Linked DNA regions of Homo sapiens: regions 1 and 3 are each linked to region 2. Evidence: chromatin loops called from intact Hi-C (ENCODE). Cell type or tissue: natural killer cell. All regions are shown on one strand.

The links. Peaks named below come from ENCODE experiments on the same cell type or tissue, not always from the same donor. Only the 100,000 strongest peaks of a DNase experiment are listed, where the experiment ranks them.
Region 1: it touches region 2 in a loop (4-fold over the local background); 2 of 110 quality-filtered maps call a loop at or near these places.
Region 3: a loop joins it to region 2, with 5 times the contacts of the local background. A loop is called at or near these places in 10 of 110 quality-filtered maps.

The regions. Positions count from the first base shown.
Region 1 is chr14:89,362,073-89,370,072 of GRCh38, reverse strand. The region is part of intron 2 of FOXN3 (forkhead box N3); the gene reads left to right. It overlaps FOXN3-AS3 (FOXN3 antisense RNA 3), which reads right to left. Exons shown (of 2, transcript NR_188029.1): 2 at 5,065-5,679. Among named protein-coding and RNA genes, the nearest start is that of FOXN3-AS3, 16 kb to the right of the region's middle. RefSeq lists an enhancer at 4,559-4,608. In natural killer cell, no CTCF peak of the experiment used is centred here; DNase peaks (open chromatin) are centred at 4,372, 4,872 and 7,152; H3K4me3 peaks cover 930 bases; H3K27ac peaks cover 1,795 bases.
Region 2 is chr14:89,716,190-89,724,189 of GRCh38, reverse strand. No RefSeq gene overlaps it. Among named protein-coding and RNA genes, the nearest start is that of FOXN3-AS2, 140 kb to the right of the region's middle. In natural killer cell, no CTCF peak of the experiment used is centred here; DNase peaks (open chromatin) are centred at 2,119, 3,209, 3,979 and 4,639; H3K27ac peaks cover 4,080 bases.
Region 3 is chr14:89,612,136-89,620,135 of GRCh38, reverse strand. It overlaps LOC105370617 (a long non-coding RNA gene), which reads right to left and starts at 819. Exons shown (of 6, transcript XR_944131.3): 1 at 663-819. It also overlaps a transcript of FOXN3 not described here. RefSeq lists enhancers at 574-1,073, 1,074-1,575, 3,186-3,245, 5,503-5,592 and a silencer at 801-1,180. In natural killer cell, no CTCF peak of the experiment used is centred here; DNase peaks (open chromatin) are centred at 905, 1,145, 1,965, 3,045 and 5 weaker places; H3K4me3 peaks cover 3,110 bases; H3K27ac peaks cover 3,413 bases.

The sequences.
Region 1 (8,000 bases), 350 kb after region 2:
CACAGTATTAGAAAGCATTTTTGTGACACTGCTGTTCAAGGATGTACATTTTAGTGCAGTTGGATAATCCAAAATTATTTGTGATTTGACTTGGAAGTGATACAGTTTTTGTTGCAGCTATGCAGTGGTGTTTATCAATTCCAGAATCAAGCTGCCTGCATTTCACCTTAGACAAATTCGTTAACTTGTCTGAACTTTACTTTCTGATACGGTTTGACTCTGTGTCCCCACCCAAATCTCATGTTGAATCGTAGCTCCCATAATTCCCACGTGTTGTGGGGAGGGACCTAGGGGGAGGTAATTGAATCATAAGGACAGGTCTTTCCTGTGTTGTTCTCATGATAGTGAACAAGTCTTATGAGATCTGATGGGTTTGTAAAGGGGAGTTTCCCTACACAAGCTCTCTCATTCTCTCTTGTTCTCTGCCATGTAAGACATGCCTTTTGCCTTCCACCATGATTGTGAGGCCTCCCCAGCCATGTGGAATTGTGAGTCCATTAAACCTCTTTTTTAAAAAAAAAAAAAATTACCCAGTCTTGGGTATGTCCTTGTCAGCAGCATGAGAATGGACTAATAACCTTTCCTTATCTGTAGGATCATAACATATACTATCTCTCTTCTAGATTTGTTGGTAGAATTAAGTGAAATAAATAATGTACGTAAAATGTTTTGGCTGGTGCTTGGCACATGGTCGGTTGTAAGTTAATATGAATAGTTACTACTGCCAGTGCTGCTGTTGCTGCTACTATCACTGCTACTAAAGATGTTTGTGTGTACTCTAAGTTCCAAGCTGGACTGACACTTAGGCCAGGTGACTCAGCAGTATAATGAGTGAGTTAAAAATTTCTTATGTATAAAGTCTCCACAGATAATCAAAAGCTGGCTGTTTTTGGAAATCCTAATCAATAATTGAAGCACGGTCTGAGAGTGTGGTTGGGAAGTATCCATGTGTGTTCCTGGATAACGCATCAAGCTTCTCTGCCTCTCCCCTCCCCCAGGAAGATTGGTAGAGTGGCTCTAGGAGTCTTTCCTGAGGCCCAGCTCAGGACTCATGACATGGTGGCCAGAGGGCACTTCGGCATTGTCAGATGAAACGCACTGTGTAAAGTGTTTGTTCAGCCAGGGATCTTTTCCCCTATGCTTCCTAATCAAGTAACTCTTAACCCCTGGCGGAGTTTCTCTCCCATAGCCCTCTCGTTGGCTATCACGTCAGTTATTAATTAACTGGATGAGCTTTGGGTTGACTCTCAGGAGGACTGTTCTGTGCCCCAGGTTGCAGTGAGTTCTCAGCTGAGCTGAGAAGGCTTTAGAAACAGGTATGCTATCCCAGCTGCCCCTGTGACCCTGTGTAAATCTTCTAGGTCACTGTAGTAGCTGAGGTGAATACCTTAGTGACTGGGGTTCAGGTTTGTCTTTTGTTTGCGTTTGAAACAGGGTCTCACTCTGTCACCCAAGCCGGAGTGCAGTGGCACAATCATGGCTCACTGCAGCCTTGACCTCCCTGGGCTCAGGTGATCCTCCCATCTCAGCCTCCTGAGTAGCTGGGACTACAGGCGTGTACCACCAGGCCTGGCTAATTTTTTCGCATTTTTTCTAGAGATTGGGTTTCACTATGTTGCCCAGGCTGGTCTTGAACTCCTGGGCTCAAGTGATCTTTCCTCCTTGGCCTCCCAAAGTGCTGGGATTATAGGTATGAGCCACTGTGCCTGGCCAGGGATTCGGTGTTCTTTTTTTTTTTTTTTGAGACAGAGTTTCACTCTTTTTATCCAGGCTGGAGTGCAATGGGGTGATCTTGGTTCACTGCAACCTCCGCCTCCTGGGTTCAAGCGATTCTTCTGCCTCAGCCTCCCAAGTAGCTGGGATTGTAGGCATGTGCCACCATGCCTGGCTAATTTTGTATTTTTTTAGTAGAGACGGGGTTTCACCATGTTGGTCAGGCTGGTCTCGAACTCCTGACCTCAAGTGATTCACCCGCCTCGGCCTCCCAAAGTGTTGGGATTACAGGTGTGAGCCACTGTGCCCGGCCTGGGATTCGTTTTGATAGCAGAACTCAGCAGTTTCTGAGGTAGACACACACCTGCCGAGGTCAGCAGCTCCTACCTTTTGATCTCACAGGAACATAATTGGTGAGGAGCATGGGATGCTGGGATTGAGGAAGATACGATGCTTGGGTTGAGTCATTTACCTTTTAAATTCTCTACCATAGGCCTCTGGGAGACGAGGGGAGGGTTTCTGGGGCAGGAGGCCGGCTTGCTGAGCCCTGGCTCTCTGGACAGCCACTGGGACAGATAGCTCAGGCATCAGTGCCTTTTCCACGTGGTTGCTGCCACTGTTCCCAGGGGCCAGGTCAGTTGGTCTTTCTGGGTAGATTCTGTTTGTTTAATTTTTTCCTCCATCCCCCTACCCGTGAATCACAGTGTGAATTTATCCCCTGCGTCCAACCCCCGTTCTGTCTCCCTGACCCTGTGTTCCCGCTGGAGCACTGGTCTGGCAGCCTCTTACCTGCAGTTTTCCCTGGCACCCCTGTCCTCTCCCTGGCAACCTCGGGCATATCCTCTGGTTCCCGGGTGCTTTGTCCATATCTTACCCAGCGCTGACAAGAACGCTGGAGGAATCGATAACACTGACAATGTTATTTGGTCCCTGCAGCTTCTCACATGTGGGTCGGAGATGGTTTCGGATTTATCTTTGGAGCCGGGTGCCGCCACATCAGGGTGCAGTCGGTGTTAGACACCCTTTGTTGAAAGGGATCTGCTTCATGGTTGGAGTGAGTGCTTGTTCTAGAATTGAGAGGCACTGTAGAGGCAGTGTCTCCTTAAAAGTGGATGTGTTGGTTGGCCGGATGCTGTGGCTAAAAGCCAGGCTCACAACCCAGGAACTCCCAGGAAAGTTCCCTGTTGAAAATTAGGGAAGATGGGTGACTGGTGATCTCGTGGCCAATGGCCACTCCGCAAGAACAAACACCAAACAACCCAGTGTCTGTGTTTCACTGAGAGAGAAGGGCTCATGATTATTTATTAAAATAAAAAAATCATAACTGAAGCTCTCTGGCTTAGTACACACACCCTGTCACTGTTACCTGGCCAGGTACTTTGAACAACTTCCAGTTATGGAAATATGGTGATCAAATTATGTGCCAATTTGATAAGATCACATTGGAACATTTAAAAATAGATGAGTAACTACGGACAACCAGAAGATAAAGTGGCAGTAGGTGGGCCAGTTGTAATCCAACCAAGGGCATCCATGTGTCAGGCCCACGTTACCTTTATTGCCGTCCATAAAACCTGACTCGTTTGTTACTGTGTGCAGCATGGAAATCACCTTAAAGAAAGTGGAGGTACTGGAAGGAGTGCGCGCCCAGTTGCAGCCTGAAGTCAGAGCTGGCTGTCAGCTGCCCCCTCCACTTCATTCAATATGCTTAGAAATTCTTTTACTAGGCCTTGAGCTTTAAAAATGAATATTTATGTATTTAAACACATTATTTATGTAAATGCAATGAGTGGTGAATTTTATTTCCCCTCATCCCTACTAGCACTGTCAGCTTGCCTTTCAAACTTTTTTTTAAAAAAGGCACGAAGAGGGCAATTTAATGTATGTCTTTTACTTTACCATTTATCCTCTTTGTAATTTGCTTATGCAATTTCGACTTTAAGATTGTGGGTGTGATACAAACAACTGTTAGAAAAAAAGAGGAACATGCCCACGTTCCAGACAAGTTTACCACATCATTGTACATTCCTGTTTCCTATCAGGAGACAAAACTTTTCAAATGTGCATGTTTTTTTCTATAATAAAGTTTTTTTTTTTTTCTTTTTTTGAGACGGAGTCTCGCTCTGTCGCCCAGGCTGGAGTGCAGTGGTGCAATCTCGGCTCACTGCAAACTCCGCCTCCCGGGTTCATGCCATTCTCCTGCCTCAGCCTCCCGAGTAGCTGGGACTACAGGCATCCGCCACCACACCAGGCTAATTTTTTTGTATTTTTCAGTAGAGACGGGGTTTCACCATGTTAGCCAGGATGGTCTCAATCTCCTGACCTCGTGATCCACCCGCCTCGGCCTCCCAAAGTGCTGGGATTACAGTCGTGAGCCACTGGGCTCGGCCTATAATAAAGTTATTACAGAATAACTTTATGTTAGTTATTCTAGTTACTTTATGTTTCTCTGTAATAATTATTTAACTTTCATGTTAAATTTTAAAATCTCTCCATGTGTACTTTGTGTGTACGTGAGAGTTTATGGCTTCATGCCACATAATATATTGAGTTCATTTGAGTAATAGTTTGACTCTTTGAAGTGGCATAGCATGGCAGCTATTAGAAGTATATAAAACGATCCGCTTTTTAGCTTCCTGTGTGTTTTGCATGTGTTTGAAGTTTTTTTAAATGCTTCTGTGCCTCTACCCTTTTTAGTCAGCCTATGTCATGCGATGAGGTTTCAGATGGAGAAGAAGAGTTAAACCCTTATTTGCTAAAGGCCCTCCCAAGACAGAGTGGTAAAACTAATTTGGGAGGATCCTAAGATTTAGTTGGATAAAACCGATTTAGCTAGATAGTGATTTTAAAGATGCCACCTCTTTGGCCTTCTGACTTGGAGTATGAGGGGTGTGTTTCTGTTTCCTTTTCTTTATTAGAACTTAGCAGTGTAGAGTTTGACAGTATTTCAAAGTCAATATAATTTGGATGTTTTCATGATCATTTTATGATTGATCGTTGTTAGCGTGCTAGCTCTTGACTGCTTTTGGCACTTGGGAAACAATAGTGTAGAGAGTACAAAAAAATAACTATTTTCAACCCAAACAAATACTGAGTAGATCTGTCAGCCTCGGGAGGTGACACACTGCAGATGTGTGCTTCCTGTAGCCTCCCCCCTGTGAAAATGACATTGACGTGTGGTGGGGAGAAGGAGGAAGAAGCAGGGCTCTCTCAAAATAGTGAGTAACGGAACAGAGATTCCTGCAAAGCGGAAGCTCGGGGAAATTCTGCGTTTCTTTTGTAATTCCCGCCCCCACACAACTCTGTCACAGCAGGCTTTTCCTAGAGATTAATTTGGTTTTAGGCAAATCATGGGATTATTTTGGTTTTATTTAGGTGTTGATGCAAGCAGATTATTGATTTTTCCTGCGTCCATTCAAACACGCATAAGCACACACACATACCGTCCAGCTTCTCTACTACAGAAGAAGCATTTACAAGAGTCCTTACAATTCTACCCATGGGCCTAAAAGAATTCCTTCTCCACCTGTTCCACATGCGTTCCCTTGCAGATGGAGGGGCGTTCTGAGGTATATGAGGTGGATTTCTGAAAGACCTGTGGGGCATTAAAATCATCACAGAGCTCAGGTGTCTGAATATCACATAAGTGACACACTAATAGTGATTTCCGTCTTTATAGCTTTTAGAACACATCTGTAAAATAATAGCAAGACAGGTGCAAGAGTGGAAGCCTTTTCATATCTGATATTTAGAGGACATGTCGGTGAGTTTGAAATATTCTGTGGCTGGGATTATCAGGGACTCTGTATCCAGCTCCTGATGCCAAGAACCTGGTGCTGTCTGCAGGGCGCCAGAGCCTCTCCTCCCTGCCTGTTGGTGCTGATCCCAGGAACTAGGGCTACACTGAGGCTCATGGGGCCAGGATCTTGAGAAAGAAATGATAACTTCTCTTTTCCATCTTTCCTTCTGAAAAAAAACAAAAACAAAAACAAAAACAAAAACAAAACAAAAAAACAAACAAAAAGAAACTATTAGAGAGCAAGGTTGGACATAAAACTGAAACTTTCTCTCAGTTATTACAGCAATCTTTTTTTTTTCTTTTTTAATCTAAACTGCTGGAGTAATTGTCGATCTTGTTATGGGAATAGACAATAAGGTATCTAGAAAAAAATTCTTTGTAATCAGTTTTGTTCTTTTTGCCTCTCTTCTTCCCTCTTTTATGTACTTGGCTGGTTTTCTTTTTAAATTTTTGAAGTGTAAACATTTCCCCAATGTCGTTAGACTGTAAATGATAGAATTTTAGAAAATGAAGGGCCTTCAGGAATCAGTCACTTGCTAAACATTTTGATATGGAAGAATATATATATATATTATATATATATATATATATATATATATATATATATATATATTTTACAGACAGGGTCTTGCTCAGTTACCCAGGCTGGAGTACAGTGGCTCGATCATAGCTCACTGCAGCCTTGACCTCCTAGGCTCAAGCAGTCCTCCCATCTCAGCCTCCCAAAAGTCCTGTGACCAGGCATGAGCCACTGCACCTGGCCTTCCTTCCTTACATATTTTGAAGCAGAGGCTGTAAGTTCATGGTGAATAACTTGGCTCTGTTCTGTTTGTTCTTCTGCTAGTACCACCTAACTTCTACTGTGACGTCCCTTGACAGAGAGGAGAATTAAGTGGATTAACTGCCTTTCCCATGCTGAGTATGGTGTTAGGTATATTGTATACGTCATCATCCCATTTAAGCCCAAAATGACTTTTGGAGAAGATGGTATTTTTGCCAATATACAGATGAAGAGATTGTGAAGCTAAGAGGACAAGTGGTTTGTCCATCCAGTAACACAGCAAGTTAGCAGTGTAGACAAGAACCATACCACTTGATCCCCTTGTTGGGAGCTACATGTGGGGATTCTTTCCAGAATGTTCTCTGGGAAAGTCCTGGCATTGCCTGTGGCCCCTCATGGGCACATAGTCATGGGTTAGTTTGTAGTATTTGTCTCTCATGATCTTGAAAGAGACACATGACCCTGGGAACTTGGACCCCATGCAGGGGTTTGGTGGGAAGGCCAGAGGAGGTATGGTGACAAGAACCCAGCCTCTAAGAGGCTGGGGATGTGGGGGTGTTACTGTGGGGATAGCCCAGGTGGGAGCTGGAGGGGCTTCCTGAGCAGGGATGTGAGGCCCCAGGAGGAGCTGGTGCACATGTGTGTGCACGCCTGCAGTTTTAACCCCTTCCTCCCCCAGGGCTCATCTCTTTTGTCCTCTGTTGTCTGGCAGCCCATTGGCCAGCTTGTGTAATCCTTTGTAATCACTTCTTGTTTGTGTTCCTCTAGAGGTTCCCCACCTTAAGGAAACGGACCCTGCCTTTGTGTCACAGGGCCCTGCCCAACTCCTGTGCTGTTAGCTCTTTACAAGCGGTGTTCAGGGACCTGCTTCAAAATCAGGCCCAACGATCCACCTTTCGTTAGGCCCACGGAAGTTTGAATGGGTTTGTGACCCACTGAAGTCTGCATTCTGGCCTGGTGGTGGTGGTGGTGGAGGTGGTGGTGGAGATGGTGGTGGTGGTGGTGGTGGTGGTGGTGGTGGTGGTGGTGGTGGAGATGGTGGTGGAGGTGGTGGTGGAGATGGTGGTGGTGGTGGTGGTGGTGGTGGTGGTGGTGGAGATGGTGGTGGAGGTGGTGGTGGAGATGGTGGTGGTGGTGGTGGAGATGGTGGTGGAGGTGGTGGTGGTCGTAGAGATGGTGGTGGTGGTGGTGGTCGTAGAGATGGTGGTGGTGGTGGTGGTGGAGGTGGTGGTGGAGATGGTGGTGGTGGTGGTCGTAGAGATGGTGGTGGTGGTGGTGGAGATGGTGGTGGTGGTGGTGGTGGTGGTGGAGGAGGAGGTGGTGGAGCTGGTGCTGGAGGTGGTGGTGGTGGTGGTGGAGGAGGAGGAGGTGGTGGTGGTGCTGGAGGTGGTGGTGGTGGAGGTGGTGGTGGAGGAGGAGGAGGAGGTGGTGGTGGTGCTGGAGGTGGTGGTGGTAGAGGTGGTGCTGGAGGTGGTGGTGGTGGTGGTGGAGGTGGTGGTGGTGGAGGAGGAGGAGGTGGTGGTGGTGCTGGAGGTGGTGGTGGTGGAGGTGGTGCTGGAGGTGGTGGTGCTGGAGGTGGTAGTGGTGGAGGTGGTGGTGGAGGTGGTGCTGGAGGTGGTGGTGGTGGAGGTGGTGCTGGAGGTGGTAGTGGTGGAGGTGGTGGTGGAGGTGGTGCTGGAGGTGGTAGTGGTGGAGGTGGTGCTGGAG
Region 2 (8,000 bases):
TACTTGGTCCCATGAATAGGTTGACTCTTGCACAAACCCTGTTTACCTGGCTTGGTTCAAAGTTGTGACTTTTACTTCCCATGTGACTGATGAATTTGACAAGTTTGCCCCTGGCCCTGTGCTGAGCACTATGAAGGGGCAAAGAATTATAAGACCTGGTTTGGGGCTTGGGGGTGGGGAATGGGGGTTCAAAGAGAATATGTACAGCAGCAGCAAAGGTAGCAGTGTGCTGGTGGGTTTAGAGAGAGATTTTTGGTTTTGTTTTTGTTTTTTTTGAGACGGAGTCTTGCTCTGTCACCCAGACTGGAGTGCAATGGTGCAATCTTGAGCTCGGCTCACTGCGACCTCCGCCTCCCAGGTTTAAGCGATTCTCCTGCCTCCCCCTCCCAGGTTTAAGCGATTCTCCTGCCTCTGCCTCCTGGGTTTAAGCGATTCTCCTGCCTCAGCCTCTCAAGTAGCTGGGATTACAGGCACCCACCACTACTCCTGGCTAATTTTTGTGTTTTTAATAGAGGTGGGGTTTCACCATGTTGGCCAGGCTGGTCTCAAATTCCTGACCCCAAGTGATCCACCTGCCTTGGCCTCCCAAAGTGCTGGGATTACAGGCGTGAGCCACTGTGCCCAGTCTAGAGAGAGGTTTTAATAAACTTAGAGTTTAGTGATCTGTGTGGCCTGGGACAGAAAGTCATCTTCTCATTTGCTTGGTTACTCAGAGTAGCCTATCAGGAGGATTTGGGGCAGGGCCAGTGGTGCAGAATCATTCTTGAGCTACAAATATCAAGAAAACAGGATCTAGAAAGATGAATGAAATCTATTCGTGACTACCTTGGCAGCATCCAAAGTCACAGAGGGGCAAGATACTACTGTGCTAGGAGGATGAATGATGACTTTAATTTGTAACCAACATAAATAAAAATAAGTTTCTGACTAGATGTCTATCATCACATCACCTGAGCATGACTGGATGGATTTTCACTGTATTGGAGGGAACATTTGAATTTATAAAATGGCCTTAAAATATGGGCTTGTGGGGGGTGATGGTGGGCTGACTACCAATGAAGAGATGTGCCATATGCATTATGGTAGGTCAGGGTCTCGCAGACACAGTCTCGCAGATGGGGACTAGTATGCCAGAGTTTATAAATGAAGTGCTCCAGGGGAAATGAGGGGGTGGGAGGAGGAACAGGCTGGATGGGGAAGGGAAAGGAGCCCAGCAAGACAGCCACTTCAGGCCAAGTCCCAGCCTCAGCATGGCTCTACAAAAAGCAGTGGAGTGTAAGTTACACCTCTGATTGTATCCCAACTCCAGGCACCCCAGAGCTGGGCTTTCATATTCTGCACCAGTCAGCCATTGGCCAATGGCCCCCTAGGGAGGACCCAAATTTCCAGGTACATCTGTCACCAGTCTTTAGAAGAGAGTCATTAGAAGCAGGCATAGAAGCCAAGGGAAGGGGCCAGTCTTGGTGGCTCACGCCTGTAATGCCAGCACTTTGGGAGGCTGAGGTAGGTGGATCACCTGAGGCCAGGAGTTTGAGACCAGCCTGGCCAACGTGGTGAAACCCCGACTCTACTAAAAATACAAAATTAGCTGGGTGTGGTGGCGCATGCCTGTAATCTCAGCTACTCAGGAGGCTGAGGCAGGAGAATTGCTTGAACCTGAAAGGCGGAGGTTACAGTGAGCCGAGATCGCACCACTGCACTCTAGCCTGGGCAACAGAGCAAGGCTCTGTCTCAAAAAAAAAAAAAAAAAAAAGAGAGAAGCCAAGGGAAGGACACTCAGAAATGGACAAAGGATTTTCAGGAGAGGGCACAGAGCCCCTCAATACAGTGTTCCCCATGCGTATTAAGACCTGTGGGCAGAACAAGGAATAAATGTTTCAGATATGAGTCCAAAATCCAAGGACACGCCCTTCAACTTGCAGACACTGGTTTCCAGTTGAGCTGCTTCTCACATGGGCAACTCTAGCCAGCTGGTAACAGCAGAGATTTGTGTACTTGGTAATGTTTTTAAAAAACAGCTGGGGATTGTCTGGGCAACGCTGGAGGCCAGCTTCTGTGCAATCGCACGGGCCTGCTGAGCTTGTCCCTCTCCTCCTGCTGTCCCCAGAGGGGCAAACAAGCTTCTTTCTTATTCAACCTATGTCTTCCTGAACTCTGTTTCTCTCTGACGTGGCTGGAGAGACTAAGACAGTTCTCATTAAGAAGACTACATAAGCAAGGCCTAAATTATGTGCTACAAATCCTGCAAGAGTGTCATGAAAATGGAGGTTGCTCAGGACTGGAGGAGCCGCGGAAGGCTTTTTATGGGAGATGGGACTTCATTTTGGCCTTGAAAAGCAGCAGAGCTTAGTAGGTAGAAAAGAGAAAGAAGGGCATCCCGGCAGGGGGGTACACATTGAGCAAACGGCACAGAGGTGAGACCTGACGTGCACTTTTATGGCACAAAGTGAAGACTGTCTTAGCTTAAGGGAAGAATCCCAGCCCAGAAGGCTGACAGTCGGTCACCCTGGGTCTGAAATTTGGGTCATGGTCTTAAGCCATCTACCCCTCTGCTGCTTGGTTCAGCTTCTTTCTGATTCTCTGCCTAATTCCCCCCTCAGACTGGCTTTCCATCAAGCTGTGTCGGGCTCCAGACCATCCTCCTAATTAATACATGCCAGGTCCCATGAGTTGACAAGCTTTCAATACAAAGAAATAAATGATATAAGCCAGGATGAAAAGCAGAACAAAATAAAGATAGCAGGGGGTGTTTGGAGTGAACAACATCATGAAACGGGCCAATTTCAGAGACTTTTTGGAAAAGCGGAAACCTGATGTGTTAATTAGGAGTCTATTTCCATAATAAGACTGCTCAGAGGAAGGTAATAGAAGAAACAAAGGGGCAGTGGCAGGGACTGGTCAGGCAGGATGGAAGTTACAGCTTAAGGAGAGGGGAGAGGGCTTATTATTGTCTGTTGTCTTCTGTATCTCTGGGGTCTGCTGGCTCCATAAGACAGGGGGCTGCCCCTTCTTTGTTTTGTAAAGCACCGTGAATAAAGAGCTTCGGGTATAAATAACAATGTGGTTTCTGGCCCCAAGACCCGATTCAACAGGAAGTACTGCAGCCTTACCAGCTCCAGCTGGTGGTAGATTTTGACTTTTCAGGGCATACTCTATTCAGAGGAACTGTCTGCTGCTGAGATGAGCCAATATAGTGGTTCAAAACAAGAGGAAGTGTGGCAAGGAAGTGAGGTGCCAATGCACCCGCAGTGAGGGAAGGGCACTTGTGAAGCCGGAAGCCTTCATCTGGCCTCAAGCAGCTAGGTTTGGGGGATTCGAGCAAGGGTGCTGGAATCAGGTAGATGTGGGATCTAACCCCCAGCTCTGCCGCCTGCTGGCTCTGTGGTTAGGCCTTCCAACTGGTATGCTGAGCTGAGAAAAGACAGTGTATCTTCTCCACTACTGCCAGATTGATTTTTCAAAAGCACAGCTTTGAGCATCTCTTCCTGCTGTTTGGAGATGGCAGTGGCTCCCAACTGCCTAGCAGAAGCCAGTCCACTGTGGGGTTGGCCAAGTTCTGCACTTCAGGGACTTTGACTGAGAGGGTGAACCCTCCTAAACCTCGTGTTCTTCTTCATGAAGCAAGGATGATAATAGGCACTGTATTGTTGGGCCACTGTGAAAGTTAAAGGAGATAATTCACGTAAAGCATGTGGCACATCATAAGTGCCCCACTAACAAGAATCTTCACGACTGGTTAAGAAACTGCTTGAGTGCAAAGCCCCATTCTTCCTTTACCAGATGTGACCTTGGGTACATTTCTTAATTTCCCCATTGTATTAGTCCGTTCTCACATTGCTGCAAAGACACTACCCCAGAATGGGTAATTTATAAAGGAAAGAGGCTTAATTGACTCAAGTTCAGTGTGGCTGGGGAGGCCTCAGGAAACTCACAACCATGGAGGAAGGGGAAGCAAACACGGCAGGAAGGAGAATGAAAGCCAAGCAAAAGGGGTTTCCCCTTATAAAACCATCAGATCTCGTGAGACTTATTCACTACCACGAGAACAGTTGGGGGAAACCACCCCCATGATTCAATTATCTCCCACCAGGTCCCTCCCACCACAAATGGGAATTACGGGAGCTACAATTCAAGATGAGATTTGGATATGGACACAGCGAGACCTTATCACCCATCCTCAAACGCTCACCTGTAAAACAAGGTTGTTGAGAGGATTCGATGAACTGATGTATCTAAAGCATCTTGACCAGTACTTAGTGCTCAATAATTTTAGTTTTATGACATCATCATCATCATTATCACTGCTTCCTCCATCACCATCATGATGATCATTTAGATCTGGGAGAAAAAAAAGAAATAAATTGGGAATATACTTATTGAAATGAGTCCCTGAAGTTGCTCTGGGGGTCTAGGAGTGGAGAAGGGGGCTGAACGCCTCCATCCCTCCTCTCCACAGATACTTCTGGTAGGGCCTGGGGTAGTTGGGACCAGTGAGGGCTTCAGGGACTGGGTGTGCCTGTTGCATCTGGCTGTTTTCTCCTGGCTTCTGGATCTAATGCTGGGCACCTGTTCAACCCAGGCCAACTGGAAGGTGGGGGTCAATCTTGCTGAATGAGACTATGGTGGTTGTGGTTGTTAGATAGAGGACACGTGCTTCCTCTTTCTGCTGTCATGAGAGTCCCTCAGGGAAAGTTCATGACGAGGTGAAATGTTACTCTGGTCTCCTGTTTTTCTTTTTCTTTTTTTTTTTTTTTTGGAGATGGAGTTTTGCTTTTGTCGCCCAGGCTGGAGTGCAATGGCGCAATCTCGGCTCATAGCAACCTCCGCCTCCCGGGTTCAAGCCATTCTCCTGCCTCAGCCTCCGGAGTAGTTGGGATTACAGGCATGTGCCACCACGCCCGGCTAATTTTGTATTTTTAGTAGAGACGGGGTTTCTCCACGTTGGTCAGGCTGGTCTCGAACTCTGGACCTCAGATGATCCGCCCACCTCGGCCTCCCAAAGTGCTGGGATTACAGCATGAGCCACCGCGCCTCGCCTGTCTCCTGTTTTTCTATCTGAAGGTAATGACCACTTCACCCATTTTGTGTGATGTTGGCAAGGCTGCCAACAGTGTGACCCCACCCCATTGCTGCGATATAATGCAACCCAAGCAAAGTGAATCAAAATCATTATAGGGAGTTTGCTTGAGAGCTAAGGGTAGGGGTAGGGGTGGAGGGAAGTGTCCTTCTCCCTTGCCCTAGGATGCAGAGATCTAAAGAACACAGGAGGCTGAAGATGCCAGACAGGGGTCCTTGCAGCCGTGTTGGAGAGATTGGAGAGATTCTGCTTGAGAGTGAAGTCAATCAAAGTCAAAAGACAGAGCCCTCTTATCATTGTTTGAGCCACTTGATACAGCTATGCCTGAAGGTGGTCACCCCCAGACTTCCCAGGTACATGAACCAATTAACTCCATAAAGCTGATTGAGTTGGATTTTTGTCACTTGTACTAATGAGTACAGTGCCTTTATTTGCAACTGTGAGAAATTTGCTTCATATGCTTTAAACTCATTTGTGTTAGGAATAATTAGGTTTTTTAAATTTGTGGAGGGGCTATCTAGGAGTGGGGAATAGAAAACTGAGATGCAACAGAAGGCAGAGAAGAAGCTGATGCTTTGCACTGAAGCCTTGGAAAAGATCAAGGAAGCTGAGAGCTGGTAGCCAAGGGCCATGGAACAGCCAGCTGTGTTGATGGAAGGGAAGAAACAGGGTCACCTGTGGGAGGAGCAGGCAGCACAGGCAAAGACATTAGGCTATAGTGTTTATGGATAAGGACCTATATAACCTTCTATGTGGTGGCACAAATTTGGCAAATCACTACTCAGCTATATTAAGCCAATTCGATAAAAATTACTCAAAGCATCTCAATCAAAAAGGCAATGTCAACTTGGAGTCACACAGCCCTGGGCTTAGGGCCAGCTTTGGGACAATCTAGTTGAGTGACATTAAGAGAATTATTTGACATCTCTGATCCTCAGTTCCATTTCTGCACCATAGGGATAATAATGCCTTCCTCACATAATAGGTGATGATGGTACTGTTTTATTCAAGCTCTTCCACACCTCTGGGACCACAATAGAAAAATGAGAAGCAAGACAACCAACAACTCCATTCCAAAAAGTACAAAGCACATGCAATATGTGCACGAAGAATCAGACATAGAAGGAAAAACAGGGCCAGGCACAGGGGCTCGCACCTGTAATCCCAACACTTTGGGAGGCTGAGGGGGGTGGTTCACTTGAGTCCAGGAGTTCAAAACCAGCCTGGGCAACATAGGGAGACCCCATCTCTACAAAAAAAATTCAAAAATTTAGCTGGACATGGTGGTGCACGCCAGGAGTCCCAGCTACTATGGTAGCTGAGGCGGGAGGATTGCTTGAGCCTGGGAGGTGGAGGCTGCAGTGAGCTGTTATTGCAACTACTGCATTCCAACCTGGGTGACAGAGCAAGACACTGTCCCCTCCCCCCGAAAAAGAAGAAAAAACATTTTAGCATGTGTGTTATCTATGATTTAGAAGCACATTTTTAAAACCATAGGGAAGGCAAATCCTGAAAACTGTTCAGGTAGTAAAAGCTGGAAAATGGAAAAATATCCAGTACTATATATTACTAGTTTTCAATCTATATATATTGTTGGTAATATTTTTATTTAGTTTGCTATCTTTGTGCTTTTATTTTAGTAACAAATGTCTTTAAGTTATTTATGAGTCCTTTTTCCATAGGCATTATGGTTTTTTATCATCTATTAGCTGCTTCAGGGCTCTAGCTAGCAAGTTTTTGTTGCTGTTGTTGTTGTTTTGAGACAGACTCACTCTGTCACCCAGGCTGGAGGGCAGTGGTGTGATCTTGGCTCACTGCAACCTCCGCCTCCTGGGTTCAAGCAATTCTCCTGCCTCAGCCTCCTGAGTAGCTAGGATTACAGGCGTGTGCCACCATGCCTGGCTACTTTTTGGAATTTTTTTTAGTAGAAACAAGGTTTCACCATTTTGGCCAGGCTGGCCTCAAACTCCTGGCCTCAAGTGATCCACCTGTCTTGGCCTCCCAAAGTGCTGGGATTACAGGCGTGAGCCACTGAGCCCAACCTCTAACTAGCAAGTTTGACACAGAGTTGAGGATAGTGGTCCTCTCATTTCCTTTTCAGGACAAACAGCAGGTCTGATGGGGGCTGTGAAGAAGCCACGCAGTTTTGGTGACTAGACTGTCAAGGAAACAGGGTTCTCTAGGTTGGCACTAACAGTGACAGTTGTCTTCTCCTGCATTAGCCAGGGTTTTCCAGAGAAACAGAACCAATGAGATGTATATAGGCCAAGCATGGAGGCTTGCGCCTATAATCCCAGCACTTTATGAGGCTGAGGCAGGCAAGAGGATCACTTGAGTCCTGGAGTTCGAGGTCATCATGGGCAAATAGCAAAACCTACTTTAAAAAAAAAAAGTAAAAAGTGTATAGATGTGAGAGAGATTGATTGATTTTAAGGAGTTAGCCCTTAAAATGACTATGGAGACTGGCAAGTCCAAACTCTGTAGAGTAGGCCAGCAAAGTTGGAGACCCAGGGAGGCACTGCAGTTAGAGTCCAAAGGCCGAGTCTACCGGCTGAATTCCCTCTTCCTCCAGGGAGGTCAGTCTTTTTTTCTATTAAGGCCTTCAACTGACTGGATGAGGCCCACCCACATTATGGAAGGTCATCTGCTTTACTCAAAGTCTACTGATTTCAATATTAAACTGGTCTCGATTTTTTTTTTTTTTTTTTTTGAGACAAGGTTGGCTCTATTGCCCAGGCTGGAGTGTAGTGGCATGATCTCGGCTCACAGCAACCTCCATCTCCTGGGCTCAATCCATTCTCCCACCTCAGCCTCCCAAGTAGCTGGGATTACAGGCACGTACCACCACTCCTGGCTAATTTTTATTTTTTGTTTTTGGTAGACATGGGGATTCACCATGTTGCCCAGGCTGGTCTTGAACTTG
Region 3 (8,000 bases), 100 kb after region 2:
TTGCAAGATTAAAAGTTGCTTTCCAGGTGGGCTGCAGTAAATGAATGTGCCAAGAGGTTGCTGAAAGCCCTTTTGGGGGCAAACGAGGGGAATCTGATATGAGTTCATGTAACAAACACCCTTTTCCCTTTGTGAAAGAGAAACCTGGAATTTACAGTCTTTCTAATTGTACATGAGCTGATTTGTGTATACATCTAGGATCATAATTTACTTTCAGTTTACTGAATTTGTGAATTTTCGCATTTGTTTTAATTTGTAATTAAGTTCTCTCTATGAGGCACGCCATATGCCTCCATTAATTCTTTCTCGTTGATTTCTTAGGAGATACATGAGTGCATATTTTCATGCAATTTTTGAGGTCTTTTGAAAATCAAATGACTACATGTTTAGCCATATGGGGCTTTGTTATTTAAAAGAGCATATTATAAAGTAAAAGAAGGCGAAATGCAAAAGGGCCTGTTGTCAACAGGGGGAAAATATTGGGAAAAACAGTTTAAAACATTGTTTTAAACACACACATTTTCAACCTTTTTTCTTTTTAGCGTTATATTTTTGAAATCTATCTTTATCGATCCCGTACCGCGTCTCACCGTCTGTGAACGGCCAATGTCACCAGTGCACCCGGCAAACCTCTGTCTGCCAGGTACTGCCCCTACGCTTACCCTCGGGCTGCAGATCCTAGCATCTGCCTTCTAAGAGTTCAGTTGGAGCCAATGTCTTTCTTTTGAACATCTTGTGCCAGGATTTGACATTAAGCTCCAGTTCATCCGCACACCCCGCGGCCGCTTTCGCAAGGGACCGAGAGGGTGGCGGCCTCGCCCGGAGACTCGCGGCGCTGGGAGCTGCCTGCCCTCGGTGCGGGCTGCAGACCGGGCCGCGAGGCGGGCGCGCGGCGCGCACTAGGACCCAGCAGGGCTCCAGGCCGGGGTGGGAGCCGCGCCGCCGACCCCGGGCGGGCGCCGGGCGCAGGAGCCGGGGTTCCGGCCGCGATCTGCTGCAGCTCGGCCGGGAGACGGCGCGACCCGGCGGCGGGGCCACCCGCGAGTCCAGCGTCGCCGCAGCCCCCCAATGCGGCCGCGAGAAGCAGCGGGGGGGCAGGCGATCGAAGGTAACGAAAATGGGGCTCATTTCCTGCCTCCTAATCTGCTCGGGTTTAGCATTGTCACGAGAAGCCCTCCGTGTTCAGGCTGCTGCATTTTGGGGCACTCTTTGATTTTTTTTAAAGGTGTCCGCCCCCCTATTTCCACCTGGTTTCAGATTGATTTATAGCTTGCAGCCCAAATGGGAAAGATCCAGCCATGGCAAGTTGCTTATTTTCATTAGTTTTGTCTCAAAAGTAAGTTCATTAAAAAAAAAAAAAGTTTCTTAGGAATGTGTGGATAGTCGCTTTTTAAAATTTTTTTTAAAAAATTGCAGACAAATGGATATTTATAAAAATAATCAAATAATTGATGCAATTCTGTTAATTACTTTTAGGGAAGCACACTTCTGTGGGCTCCCCGGGCGTTACTTTTATTTTCAAGGAAGGAACGTGTTAAATGTGGAGTTTGTTTGGCTGGGCAGAGTTTACAGCATTGCTGTCGCAACTGTTTGGCTATCAATTATAAACAGTGTCAAATCTATGGGCAGTTTCAGCCTCTTTTCAAATACTGTAACGGGTTATCCTGATATGACATCTACAGATGAGTTTCCACTGAGGGTAATAAGAAGATTTCTCTTTTTGGAGAAACATTGTTTTGAGGGGAAAACCATGATTGCCGGCTGGGAAGGCTGAAGAGACTATTTTTCATGCTTTGTTTATACTCCCGGGATGACATTTGGGGAAGGGAAATGCAATCTTTCTCCGGAGGTTTTAATTGTGGGATTATTAATTTATTTAATTTATTAGTTTCAATTGGTTGGGCTCGGGGAGCCCTCCGTCACAGGCTGTGCTTAAGGTGACACATTTGCTAGCAGTTGGGACACATGATTGCAAATGTAAAATGTGCCTCACCCGAAAGGACTGGTCTGCTGGAAGCTCCCGTGTGGAGCTGTCGTAGGCAGGGTGCGACTGGCTCATTGAGGAAAAAGGGAATCGTTTTCCTTAGCTAAGGAAGACATCCTGTTATATTCCTTTTGTTCCCTGTTTTTCATTGATCGCCGACTCTGCCTTGGAGAGGAGAGCAGCTCGGAGGGTGCAGAGCTCTGAAGGCTGCACGAATGACTGGAGCCCACTTTAACTCTCACACTGATTGGTCAGTTAGATTGAGACTTATGAAAACAGTCACCCAAAACCTTCTTTTAAAATCGTGCTGTAGTTTCAGATAGCCCTCTTGTGCACAGATTTCTGCAGGGTCGGTTTTTCATTTGGGTGCAGTTTGCTCGAGATACCTTTATGTTTAATTTTTTGTTGTTGTTTCTATCCACATAAAGTAGGCCATTTTGGTGACAAATTTCTTTGCAGACGTCAGCTACTAGCTTACACGTATACACAGCACTTTACAATACATTCTCAATGATTTCTGCTCATAAGTTGTAGAATGCAAAGTTGTTCAACTTAGAATAATGATTCCTAACCGGGTTTTGATCTGAGTCTTTTAAAAAAAGGACCATCAGTAGATGGATGCTTAACTGTATCATTACTTTGATAATTTAAGTGCCTTGTGCATTAGCACGTTTCATGCACTAAGTCTAAAACTGTGACAGTGAAAGGAAAAGACAATGAAAAGCAAACAATCAAAATCAGCCTGCACACTATTCTGAGAGATTGTGGCATCTGCTTTGAGGCGAATGCATTTCACATCCAAGAGGAAGGGCATTCTGCACCATATAAGAATATGAATTAGTAAACACTGTGAAATGTTATATCTGTAAGACAAACTGTAAAGCCCATGAACATCTTCATTTGAGCCTTTAAAGCGATTTCATTAAAGAAGCACTGTCCCAGAAGTTGTTAAATGTATAAACACTTTTCTGATTGGCTTAAAAATTTAGACACAGGAAGTGGATTGTATCTAATAACCGATGAGTGGAGACATGGTTGTTATGGAAACCGAGAGGAGTAACCCCACCCCACCCCCACTACACATACATACTCTACCATGACCACCACTTAAAAAGAAACAAAAACAAAAACAAAAACAAAACCTGCATGTCATCACAGATGCCTGGAGAACTTGTTGGCTTCTGTAAGCTTTCCCACAGCATCTGTTGAAACCTGAGATCGCGCCTGTCAAATCAAGGTCATTTTACAACAACAACCAAAAATGTGGTCTCCTAGATTTCATAACTGTATTTTTGTTGGAAATATTTGAGGAAAGAGCCTTAAACTAAGGATGAGCCCCCAGGCTTACTTTGCATTTTGCTACCTCTGAGCTGTGCAAGGGAAGGCTAAGAACAATGTATTTGAACACTTAATTGTGGGATCAAACTGACTTGTATGTCTACAGTTAGAACAAAACTCTTTTGAGAGCCAGAAAGGTTAGAATGTTACCTGTGGATGAGGATTCATCGGGGGAAGTTATAATGAGGTGTTTGTGTTTACAAGAGGGTTCAAAGTTGAACTCAAGCAATGGAACTTACAGACTGGTGGCATTTTGAAGGCTGCGTTTGTGTGTGGGGTGGTGGGGGTGGGGTTGGGGAGTGAAAGGGAGGGATGAAGATTGCCTGGTACTTTGGGAAATATAAGAGAGGGTGTTCTCAGAGGCTAACCAGGGAAAGGAAAATCTAAATGAAAATAAGAACTGTTTCAAAAATCCCATTATTATTACCCAGTTGACTTAAATAGAAAAGTTTCCTCTTTTGTGGATGGGGAAGAGTGCTTTTGTTTTTAGGATAATTGAGACGTTCCCAGTATCAAAATTGCAAATATTTCCAGTATCTTGGTAATGATTTCCATGAGGACTATAAAGAAAAAAGTTTGGAGACCTCCCCTCCCCCTAGCCTCCACCCCCAACCCCGTTCATTTTGCTAAGCAAAAAATAACCAGAGGCCCTGTACTAAATTTTGACTTTGAGGATCAACATCGAACCTTGTAAAATATAAAGCAAATACATTTCTTATATTTTTCTAATCTTGTTAATGGCAGTCTTCAGATTTTATGTTCTTGATATTCATTTAGAAACGTCTTCCTTTAAGTCATGGCAATTTGAAGCATTGAATAGCTTTATCTTAATTGATAATGGTCAGTTTTAAAACTTGTTCAATTAACAATTTGGTCTTTTTAAAAAGCAGCAAATTTCCCTTATTTTCATCAACTAATTGCATGGGGAGTGGGGAGGAGGAGAGTCCTAACTCTATTTTAATGTTTAATATTCTGCATGTATGTCGTAGAAATATATACTGTAGAAGTTAAATATTTGACAACATGGGATTATGAAATATATGCTAAATCACCCAGATATTTAACTGATTAGGACTTGGTAAAGAAGATTAAGTTTAATGGGACAACTGGTCTCTTTTAGCAAGGATTTCCTGTAGGGAGCTTTCTTATCTGCAAGTGTGTTCATTGGCAGGAAACATGTCAGTTGCTTGTTTTTACAAACTGAAGGAAATGAATGGGATTTGTTGGTTTCTAGAATCTACCTTCATTCTCTATTGTCTTGCAAATAGTTGGCTCAGAACACTTCGTTTCGAAAGGGGCTTTGGAGTGGTACAATTCATTCTCTGCAAACCTGTGGCATTTAGGTTTATTTCTTTCTGATTTTGGAATTAGGAAAATTGATCGTGGTACAACCATGTGCAACTTATTTTCCTAATACAAATGAACAAGATGTTCAATACAATTCCAATTCATTTTCAGTTGTCAGCTAGTTACTCACACACTCACTGAAGCTGCTGTTTTTGGATGGCTATGCCAAATTTCTAATAATTATTCCAGAATACCAACCAAATGCCAGTGTCGATTTTGGATTAGTGTAGAGAGGTAAAGAGAAAGAGGCAGCTTCATTCTTCTCATTGCTTATAACAAAAGGTCCATAAAGAATACACGTTAGGTATATGCCAACCTTGCTGATAGCAAAAAAAAAAAAAAAAAAAAAATCGAAATTGGGGATGGGTTGGCTAAATCCAGTTTATAGTACACATGAGAAAAACAAATTTTAACTTTGAAAGGATTTGCTGTGCAGAAGTCTGGATTAGTTTCTGAATGTTGAAAATGAGTATATTTAATTGCTTCAATTCCTAGATGTTTCAAATTCGGGAAGAGGAGAAAAGGGTAAGCTTCTTTAAAGGAAAATAAATGCATCCGCCTCCATTTGCAGAGAGCAGCCTGGTGAGGGAGGTTAAGAGTGCCTGAGGGAGACGGAACCATTTCTTGCAATGGTTTGCACACATTTTCATAGACATCATTTTTGTTTTCTACTTAGCAACAAATAGAATCTTATGCAAGACCCTAATATATGAGTCAAATAAAAACAGAGCTGCTCTGAGGGAACTAGGAGCCCAGAGCCTGCTATTGTCACCTGGGCTGTGCCCAGGGCACACTCTGGAACCCAGTACCACTGTGTACACAGTTTGCAAATCACTGCTTCTAAAATGTTCTCTAGAGAAGACCTTGGGGAATTGCTTGCAGAGCCCTGGAACCTCTTAGCGAAAGAGAGAACTTTTGCCTTGACAATTTAAGAGGCTGCTTGTGCTCATAGTGAGCAGGAAAAAGGTGGCAATTAGTGACGTAATACAGTGTACCCTAGGAAGCCTACGTACATACAGAAAAAGATGACTGACCACAAGCATGAAAGAGCCCTGGCCCAGTCTATAATGAGAGGGAAGGCATATTTTTAGGGGTTACTTATAAACCAGGGCCCCTTTTATTTATAAATTATAGGAACATCATATGGAGGTGTTTGAGATTAGTTGGTTATAATTTTGCTGGAAATGCATGGCTTTATTCTATTTCCACCTCAAGATCTGTTCTATCACTGTTATTCTATTAGTCAGTGAAAATAATTTCATATGAAGTGTCATTCATGAAATGAAAATTTGCCAAGCTATATAAATCTGCTTGGCAGACTCAGTAGTGTTTTGAGTGTTGAGTAAAATGATAACACACAGATGATATTTGCATATCATCAAATATATTCACATTATCTCCTCAATGATGAGATTGTTCTGAAATGGCAGTATTGAGATCGGGCTCAGTTTTCCCCCTTACATCCCAGAAGCTGTCAGTATTGAGGATTTCTAGGGGTGGCAGGCAGAGGAATCCCCTTCAGTTCCACTCTTGATTTTCACAATCACTAGATTCACCTCTGCCTGGTATGGAGATGAGAAATCAGGAGACTCTTCATTCAGGCAAACCGCAGTAGAACTGTGCTGCTCATGGCCACAGCCAACCTCCCTGCATTGTTTCTCAGAGGGAGTTCAGTTGAGGAGTCTATAGAAGTAGAAAGGACAGACCCCTCTGTACATTCTCCTGTTACTTTCATTGTGCTTGCCATGTTTCTACTACCTGCATGGGGTTAGAGATGACAATTAAAATAATAAGTTTTCCAGGAAGCCAAAGATCTTCCAACAATTTGTGCTGGGAAAAAAAAATTACATATGAAATATTTCCTTTACAAAGATGAAACTAGCATAAGGACCAAATAGTTGGCTGTGGTAACGATGAAATGATCGAAATGATGGTGGTTAACTATTGAATTGTGTTGACTGACGCTTTTCATGTTGAGGCTGTTTAAAGCTATCTCCTTCCTCCTCCCACCTGCATTTCAAAGAAGAATGAGTGTGTAACCAACAGAACCGTCCCAGGGTGTACTCATGATAATGGAGCAGTGCTTCTTTGGGAGTGAGCATTAAGCTCCCATGGTTTGGGGGACTTTCTTTTTGAACTGAAGGATACATGCCAGTTACCAGGACCTTGCTGAAGTTGCTAACAGGTGGCTTCTCCAAATGTGTGCCTAGTACCTTCGCAGTGCCTTTGCAGATGCCACTTTCTTAAGGTTCAGAGAGTAGCAGGTCCCACTTGGAGAGGGATTTTAGTATATTATACAAGTTTAGATTTTAGATAATGTAAGAGTTTTTTTTTTTTTTTTTTTTTTTTTGAGACAGAGTCTTGCTCTGTCGCCCAGGCAGGACTGCAATGGCGCGATCTCGGCTGACTGCAACCTCCGCCTCCTGGGTTCAAGCAATTCTCCTGCCTCAGCCTCCTGAGTAGCTGGGATTACAGGTGCGTGCCACCACGCCTGGCTAATTTTGTATTTTTAGTAGAGATGGGGTTTCACCATGCTGGCCAGGCTCGTCTGAAACTGCTGACCTCATGATCTGCCCACCTCGGCCTCCCAAAGTGCTGGGAGCACAAGCGTGAGCCACCGTGTCCGGACTTTTTTTTTTTTAAGCAGGGTCTCACTCTGTCACTCTGTCACCCAGGCTGGAGTGCAGTGGCACAGTCAGGGCTCACTGCAGCCTCGAACTCTTGGGCTCAATGCAGCCTCGAACTCTTGGGCTCAAGCAGTCTTTCCACCTCAACCTCCCGAGTGGCTGGGACCACAGGTGTGTACCACTATGCCCTGCTAATTTTTTATTTTTGTAGAGATGGGGTCTCCCTGTGCTCCCCAGGCTGGTCTCAAACTCCTGAGCTCAAGCAATCCTCCTACCTCAGCCTCCCAAAGTGCTGGGATTACAGGTGTGAGCCACCACACCCAGCCAGTTTAAGAGCTCTTGTTGCACTCTGAAATTTCCTAATTCAGCAAACTGAATACTTTTGCAGCTTTTAAAATAAAACAGTGACTCTATAAGGACTACTTAATAAATATCTCTAAATTAAGACCATCATGTTTTTTCTTGTGACTAGATTCAGCATTTAGAATGGCCTCTTGACACTTCTGGGGAAGTGTGGCAGTATTGGGTGATACAGAAAAATCACATCACACTAGCGAGGGGCCTTCCTTTGTCAGATGCTGCTCTCTGCATTATTTTAATTGGTTCTCATATTAGCTTAATAATACTGCTACTAATACCTAATGATAATATGCATTAATGTCCCATTCTACAGATGAAGAAACCAAGGCAACTGTGTTCCCAGA